Regions from separate parts of the Homo sapiens genome. Here regions 1 and 3 are each linked to region 2. Evidence: chromatin contacts called from ENCODE Hi-C data. All regions are on one chromosome and are shown on one strand. The core of a region is the stretch at or near the end of the contact, and the rest is flanking DNA. Distances in the headings are between cores, read along the strand shown. Region 1 holds the start of TOR1AIP2 (torsin 1A interacting protein 2). Region 2 holds the start of NPL (N-acetylneuraminate pyruvate lyase). Region 3 holds the start of XPR1 (xenotropic and polytropic retrovirus receptor 1).

Region 1 (2,700 bases), core at 28-2,527, 2.9 Mb after region 2:
GAAGTTCATTTATTTAAAGAGATAAATCTATCCGTTGTGACTTAGTAGTACAAATGAAGTAGGCAAACAATTTTAATAAGGAAAAGATGATTAAAATATTAAACAGGAGGAAGTTAATTAAAGACATAGTAGCTGGCTCCATTTATTCCCCAGTCTTACAAATGATAGAAAAATATTTTAATGACAATACAAATGAAAATTCCTGGAAATGTTATACTGAAATTAATTAAACACAATAAAGTGAATGGAATATAGTATTCTTTTTGTTGAATTAGGACTTGCAGTTAATTATTAAACACCATCCAAGAGTGTTACCAAATCCTGTCACTTCTGCCAAGAGAGGGTGATTGAGAAGTGAAGGCACCAAAAATCACATTAAATGAGGAATTATTAATTCAATAAATACTTGAGCTACTGTGTAGTAGGCAGTCCCTGTTCTCTGTGCTGGGGATACAGCAGTGAACAAAATAGACTAAAAGACAAAAAATGTTTCCTGCCTTCTTGGAGATTATATTCTATGGGAGGAGTCGGGCAAAAATCAAAATAAGTAAAATAGTGTGTTGGTCAGGACTGTTATGGGAAAAAAAAGAGGAAAGGGGAAGGGAGTTTTACATGAATAGATTTCTTCTTGAAATTTGGTTAGATTTGTCCTGAATTGCTGTAGGTCAAGAACAGGAATTTTAGACTTACTTCATTTTTCCCCCAACAAATTGTATGTTCTTGGGTAAATTGCTCGCCATCTCTTAATTTTCACATTTATAAAATTAGTAGATCAAAACAGCTATTTTTTGTCACTACTGTCATTTAACAGAAATGCTGCATACGTCATCTAATCTACTAATAACAAACTTATGAGGTAAGTAACGTTGTCCCCATTTGACACACGAGCAAACTGAGGTTTAGATTAGGCAACTCATTGGATTACATGCTCCTCTTAATGGCACAGAGGGTGTGTTCCAGGACATGGTGCTTGCCATTATCATTTGGTACTGCTGCTCACTGTGTTGGTCCTATGAGTTTCTTCAGTCTATGAATTTCAGGTCAGGGTGGTCGACGTCTTACAGAGATGCCTGTAATCCTGTCAGCATGAGATTGCATGGGACCTCTGCGGTTTGGTCGCGCATTTACCGCGCCTGTCGCTGGGTCAGACGACCTGGCAGTAGAGGGTGAAGGATGGAGAAGGCAGAAGGCAGGGCACGGAGACTACTAGTCCCAGGATTCCACGGGCGCCTTCCGGCGGAAAGTGTTTGTCATATGGGCGGGGACCCTGGACGACATTCGGGCCGCGGCGGCCGCTGGGTGCAGCCGAGCGGTGTGGAGCGGAGAGAATACTCGAAGGGCTCTCCTGATACTAACAGTTTTACGATTTAAAACTTCGCCAGAATTTGTAAGTAAACAAAATGACTATGCAGCTTTTCCATGTTTTAGTATTGAAACTGATATCTTGAATTTTTGAAAAGGACTTTCAGAAACGGTCCCTCCCCACCCCCACCTTCGTACCGCACAAATGGTATTTTTATTTTTATTGTTTTTGAGACAGGTACTTGCCCTGTCACCGAGGCTAGAGTACAGTGGCGTGATCATAGCTCACCACAGCCTCATACTTCTGGGCTCAAGGGATCCTCCCGCCTCAGCCTCCCAAGTAGCTGGAACTACAGGCCCGCACCACCATGCCCTACTAATTACTTTATTTTTTATTTTTATAGCGACAGGGTCTCACTGTATTGCCCAGGTTGGTCTCGAACTCCTGGCTTCAAGCGATTCTCCCACCTCAGCCTCCCAAAGTGCTGGGATTACAGGCGTGAGCCACCACGCCTGGCCTCACTCAAACAGTAAACGAGGTAGGTTGGGGGTATATTTTTGTTTTGGGATAAAAAGAAACTGAATCTTATAAATATTAAATGGGTTAAGATGTGAGTAAATTTTTGGGTTTAGACTTTAAGGTGAGAAGCCGAATTATTTTAGGGTTCGAAATGTGAGTGGGAAATTTGCCTACTAGTGTAGGCGGCGATTACTCCATTCCCAACATGCCTAGGTTCTCGACATTCATAATCTTAATCCTGAAAAGATAATACTTAAAAAAAAAAAAAATTGGTGCTAAAAAGGGCAAAGTTGAAGTTTTAGTAAGACCTCCTACCATTTTGCTTACATATTATATATGTACCATTCTCCCAATTGTATTTAATACCTGATGAAAAAGTTTGTGCCTTTTCCTTCTTTTAACAAATTTCATAGTACTCTCTACTTTATGAGTAATGCTTAATTATCAGACTTTATACTGTTACACAGATCCAGAAATGAGTTACATAGATTAAACATACTGGCTTTGTTTTACCTGTCTTTAGGTTTTAACACATTTTATTTTGGATCTGTATGAGAGATCCTTTCTTTGTTTTAAGCTGTGGCAGTTATCCATGTTTTTTGAGCTTTTTTTTTTGAGCACAAGATGAGGATATAAAAGGCCAGTGGAAACATTTAATAAAAAAAGGAACTTCATGGTAGAGTAACTACAGATGTTTTTGGAAGACTTTGTGTGGATTAGAATAGTTTGAAAAACTAACATTTGTTATGAAAACTGAGTGCCTGTCTTCAGTAATGTTTATTATGCTGAACGTGCAGTCCACAACTTGATTACCTGTTTTTCTGCTGGTTTGTTACGCAACCTTGCGTGACTCATTTAAGAACTATTTTATCTAGTTT
Region 2 (2,700 bases), core at 144-2,643:
TTTCTTAAACCTCAGAATTCCCCCAAACAGTGGCTTTTCATTAAAAACCTTACATCAGAGTTATTAAGCAGGGTGGTTTTGGCTCCTCTCCTAGACTGTCTGCCATCTGGGGGCAATGGCAGCTTGGAAAATTTCTTTGCACAGATAACTACACTACGTAAAAGTTTGCTGCCTTTGCAAACTTTGAAACGCCTACAGGAAGAAATGGGATAAAAACGACTTTGGCCGGGCGCGGTGGCTCAAGCCTGTAATCCCAGCACTTTGGGAGGCCGAGGTGGGCGGATCACCTGAGGTCAGGAGTTCGAGACCAGCCTGGCCAACATGGCCAAACCCCGTCTCTACTAAAAATACAAAATTAGCCGGGCGTGGTGGCGGGAGCCTGTAGTCCCAGCTACTCGGGAGGCTGAGGCAGGAGAATGGCGTGAACCTGGGAGGTGGAGCTTGCAGTGAGCCGAGATAGCGCCACTGCAGTCCGGCCTGGGCGACAAGAGCGAGACTCCGTCTCAAAAACAACAACAACAACAACAACAACAACAACAACAACAACAACAAAAGACTTTAACAGAGAATGATCAGTATTTTTAAGATTCAAGTTTTTAATAAACTTGGGAATGTTATGCTTTGAAGCATAACAGATAATTATCATTATTTTTAAGATTCAAGTTTTAGATAAACTTGGGAATGTTATGCTTTGAAGTTTTCAGAGCTCGTAGCTAAAGCGAATAGCTCAAATGTTCTCCAGCCTAAGGCTTAATGTGAATTTAGATTATTACTGAAACATTGGGAGGGGGTATTACTCTTGAAATCTTATACCTCCATCCACAGATAAGAACACTCAGTGCAAAGAATTAAAGCTGCCTAAGTCAAATTCTTTTTTAAATGGCAAAGTTGTTTTTTTAAGAGACAGAAAGTGAGGGCAGAATGTACCTCTGGGCAGAGAATATCTTGAGGGACAGGTACTCGGAGAAGAGGAGATACAAATAGGGATTTTTAAAAAAGCAGAAAACCACCAATTTCTCCTCAAGTGAAGGGGGGATGTATCAGGTTTAACTTTAAGCTCTCTTCTGCTCAATTGCTAACTCTATTTTGAGGAAAGGACCTTTGGAGACCCGGCAGATATGCTGTCTGCAAACAATCCGGGGGAGTAAGTTCTTCTGCCCCCGTCTGTCCCTACACTTTTCGCATTCACACCTTCCCCAGATCCGTTTCCCAGCGTATCTGCCTTCCCTCTTTCCTCCGGGTCCGTCAACGTCTCACCCACCCGCGAGTCAGGCCCCAGCGCCCCTCCGCCCGAACGCCCAGGTCGTCGGGCCGTCTGCGTCCGTCTGTCCTAGCCCGTGCCGTCGCGGGCCGCGCTCACCCAGGCCTCCGCTCTTGTCCGTGCAGCCGCTCCGCCCGGCAGCCGCCGCCGCGCTTTATATCCGCGGCCGCCCGGCTCGGGCCCACGTGCCGCCACGCCAGGGAGCCTGGGGGTTGTAGTTCTGCGCCGCCGCCCGCGAGGCGCGCCCGGAACCGCTGGCCCGGAAACCCCGAAACGTTTTGCACACTGGAGTCTGCTCTTCCCCGGGTGTCACCTGAACAACATGGGCTGAAGTGACTCCGGCGCAGCGCCCCGGCTCCCCGAGGATCGGAAGCATCCGAACTGGCGGCCGGGTGCCCGAGAGCACGCGGCTCACCCGCGCCACGCCGAGTGCAAACCTCCCCCTGCCTCGTCTGCACGCCAGTCCTTCCCGCGTGCGGGCACCTCCTGGGCTCCGCTGCGTCTTAATTTTCCTTCTCTTGCGCAGGGCTCTGCAATCCCCACTATCTCGTGGTTCTGCGTTGTGAGGTTTGGGCTGCTGTTTCCGAGGCGTACGGAGAATCCCAACTGCCCATCGGCGTTCAGGTCTCTTCGGGTTGACGCCGCTGCACCAGCCCTGCAGACTCTCGTGTTAAAGAGAGATGAGCGAATTTTAAAGTGAATTATCTACTCATACGGGAGCTTTCCTGGCTTCTTTTGGAGAACATTTGAAAGAGTTTTGAAAGGGAAAATTATTTTTAACCCAACCGCCTCTACTTTCAGGAGTATCAGGAGTCTTATTCTAGGATCATGTACTGTGTGAATAAATCAGGAACAGAGCCAGAGACAAGTCCTCAGTTTTCTCTTGCTGATGTGATTCCACCTCAATTTTCCATAAAAGGCGATGGCTGATGCTTATTATTACATTTAGAGAAACTAAATTGTTCAAAGGGCTTTCTAGTTTGCAAAGTGCTTTTAAATGTATTCTAATAGTTCTTTCGTTGCACAGAGCACCAGAGATAATAGCTAATAAGTACTGTGTTCAGTGCTTACTCAGCCTGCACCGTTCTAGCTGTTTTAACATTTAATTCATAAAATAATCCCATTGGTGGGTCCTGTTTTATAAATGTATATATTACAGATGAGCAAGGATCATTCCATTTTACAGATCAGAAACAGGTTTAAAGAGTTGAAGTAATTTGCCAAAAGCCATAGAGCTGGTTAAGCTGTGGTTTGATTTCAAGTAGTCCAGAAGCTTGTGCTTTTAACACTATGTTATCCTACAGGAAAAAAAAATACAAAAAGAAAAGAAAAAGAAAAACCCTTAGTTACATGAAGCAAGTTCTCCTAAGGCTGCAGCATGGTTTTTGTTTTGGTTTGGTTTTTGTAATATTAACAAGAATATTATATCCTAATGGTAC
Region 3 (2,700 bases), core at 111-2,610, 2.2 Mb after region 2:
ATTGATTTTATATTCTTTGTTCCTGCACACAAAACAGATGTGAATTCCTGGAGGTTACAGATAAGTCTGTCTTTCTCTATCCAGGAGCTGAATTGCCAGCTACTGAGAATAACCTATTGCAATGCTTAAAGCCTCTTAGGTATCTTGTCTTCTGAACATATAAATGGGTTCATTATCTTTATTTTTCCCTTTATTAATGTAAGGTTCCTTATTATCTATTAAATACCTTCCAGCAGTGTTAGCACAGAAATTGGGAGGGAATGGGGAGCATGATTTCTGTAATACACAGGTAAGGTATATTGTTTACAATATACTAATTTTCTCCCCAGCTAGCAAAAACTTAGCAGAAAATAAAAAAATGTTAATAATTCTCTTCTCTCCTTTCTCTTCCCTCCATTCCAAAACAAGAGGCAAAAACAAAGATGTTATTACTCTGTAGACTTCATGCAATCAGTAAAAAGAGTCTTATTATCAAAGCAGAATAGTTGATTACAACGTGTTTACAAAAACTATAACCACTACATATGTGATACACACTTAAGTCAAGTTTCAACCCCGTTACAAAGCCTTTGTCAACAGTGGGCAAGTGGGAAAAAGCCGAAGGGCTCTTTGGAATGAAGGAAATCACTGGAGGGGCTTCTCTTGGAAGACAAGGATTCCTTGGTGAGAGGTGTAGAGAGAGAAACAAGACCTAACCTTGGCGAGGGGGCGCTCGCCCAGGGTGGGGACGAGAGGTCAGGGCGAGTGGGGAGAAGGGGATTAGCGCGGAACAGCCGCGACCCGGGGCTGCCCTCGCACCGTGACTCCCCCACCTGCAGCTCACCCTCCCACCGTTCCCCGGCCCCGGCCCCGGCCCGGGCAGCGCCTTTCCTCCCGGCCCTCCGCCTGCATATCCGTTACCCCGGCGGCAGCGGGGCTGCGGGGGAGGGGAAGGACAGCGGAGCCGGGAGGCGGCCGGCCGCGGCGGGGATGCCGCAGTGGCTCCCCGCGGCAGCGGGTCAAAGTCTGCCCGGGCACAGGGAGCCAGCTGAAGCGGAAGGCGGCGGTGGACGTCAGGACTGGCGAGATGGTGGCCCCTCCGAGTCCTCCCACACCCCAGCCGTGCCGGTACCTCATACTGGATGTATTGCTTCCTCCACTCGGGAGTGATGTGCGCGGAGAGGTGCTCGGCGAACTTCATCCTGCCGTTTCCCCCTCACTCCCACTCGGGTCCAGCAGCTACAGGCGGCGGCGGCAACAGCGACTCCGACTCCTCCCCACATGGGCCCCGGCGCGGCGCGGCGCTGCGCTTCTCTCCTCCTCCGCCGCCGCCGAGGTCTCTTCAGAGCAGCCCGCCCGCCATCTTCCTCCTCCTCTCCATAGCCCCGCCCCTCCCCGCCCTCTGGACGTCATCGCCATGGTAACCGCCTACACCGCCCTGACGAAGGGGGTGCTGTAAGGGGTGGGGCTTGGGTACGCTTCTTAAGACTCCGCCCCTTGTGGGCCGTACGTGCTGGAGGCACCTCCCTGGATCTCTTCAGTCTGGCTCCTGTTGGCCTACAGCTGCTTTCTACCGCCTGTCTGGGAAGCAGCAGTGTTGTTACTGCAGTTAATATTAATACTGTAGCAACAATAATCCACACAAGACGTTTATATTTACAAAGAACTGTGCAAATATTTTTCCATTTTGATATTTATGCTTCATAAAACCTTTAAGAAATGGATCAGCACTAATCCAAACTAAGAAGCTAAAACAGTTCAGGACTAAATGTATTTAAAGGAACAGTATTTTACACACTCTAGGTGCTCAATAAGTGCTTATTGAATTTAATTAAAGACATCAATGCCAAAAAGTGCATGCTGCTTCTGAATTTCAATGTAATTGTCTAGTCCAGGGGCTATCAGAAAAGCCAATAAAAACACCAAATGAGGGTACCGACCGCACTTGTAAACTGAGCTTCCTGGGGTTGGGGGTGAGGGTTGGGAGGGAAACCAACGTTGAGAGGAAAGAGAACCCCGTAGAAGTACAGCTCTAAGCCCACCCCAGTAAAACCGGAAACAGGCCCAGCACCCAGGCTGAAGTGTCCCTGGGGAACATGGGCAGAGATCACTCACAGAGCTCTGTACTACATTGAGTGTGGGAGTGATTGTCTTGGAAGTCCCAATTCAGGACAGAAACCCAGGTCCTACCCTGGGTGGAGGAGACCTAATAATAATTTATTGAGCACTCACTGTTCCTGTACCAAGTGCTATTCTAAACCTCTTACATGTACTTTGTCCCTTGATTCTAACATTTTTTTTTTTGGTCTCGCTTTGTTGCCCAGGCTGGAGTGCAGTCACACCATCATGGTTCACTGCAGCCTTACCTCACATAGGTTTGTGAGCCATCCTCCCACCTCAGCCCCCTGAGTAGCTGGGACTACAGGCACATGCCATTATGCCAAACTAATTTTTTTGTTTATTTTTGGGAGAGATGTGGGTCTTGCTATGTTGCCCAGGCTGGTCTTGAGCTCCTGAGCTAAAACAGTCCTCCCACCTAGGCCTCCTAAAGTGCTGGAATTACAGGCATGAGCCACCTTGCTCAGCCTAACCCTCACAATTTTGATGAGATTTCAAGATTTACTAGGGAACTGCTATGCCTGGAGCAGTGCTCTGAGATATCATTCTCTGCTGTTGTCTTTTTTTCTCCATGTACTTTTTTCCCCTTTCTCTTCCCCTTAA

What was found. Hi-C counts contacts between places; a loop is a spot of excess contacts on that map. Pooled maps may share reads with other maps.
Region 1: a pooled map shows a loop between it and region 2 (12-fold over the local background). The contact joins the promoter of TOR1AIP2 here to the promoter of NPL in region 2. A Hi-C loop is called at or near these places in 6 of 50 pooled maps.
Region 3: a loop to region 2 is called in a map of CD8-positive, alpha-beta T cell, with 14 times the contacts of the local background. The contact joins the promoter of XPR1 here to the promoter of NPL in region 2. A Hi-C loop is called at or near these places in 2 of 168 maps with a recorded cell type or tissue (CD8-positive, alpha-beta T cell and naive thymus-derived CD4-positive, alpha-beta T cell) and 7 of 50 pooled maps.

What each region holds. Positions count from the first base shown.
Region 1 is chr1:179,876,380-179,879,079 of GRCh38, reverse strand. TOR1AIP2 (torsin 1A interacting protein 2) reads left to right here and starts at 1,277. Exons shown (of 7, transcript NM_001199260.2): 1 at 1,277-1,387; 2 at 1,707-1,841. RefSeq lists an enhancer at 943-1,302.
Region 2 is chr1:182,788,466-182,791,165 of GRCh38, reverse strand. It overlaps NPL (N-acetylneuraminate pyruvate lyase), which reads right to left and starts at 1,393. Exons shown (of 13, transcript NM_030769.3): 1 at 1,361-1,393. RefSeq lists an enhancer at 1,240-1,740.
Region 3 is chr1:180,630,682-180,633,381 of GRCh38, reverse strand. XPR1 (xenotropic and polytropic retrovirus receptor 1) reads right to left here and starts at 1,360. Exons shown (of 15, transcript NM_004736.4): 1 at 1,112-1,360. The coding sequence starts at 1,180. RefSeq lists enhancers at 495-995, 996-1,496 and a silencer at 621-1,000.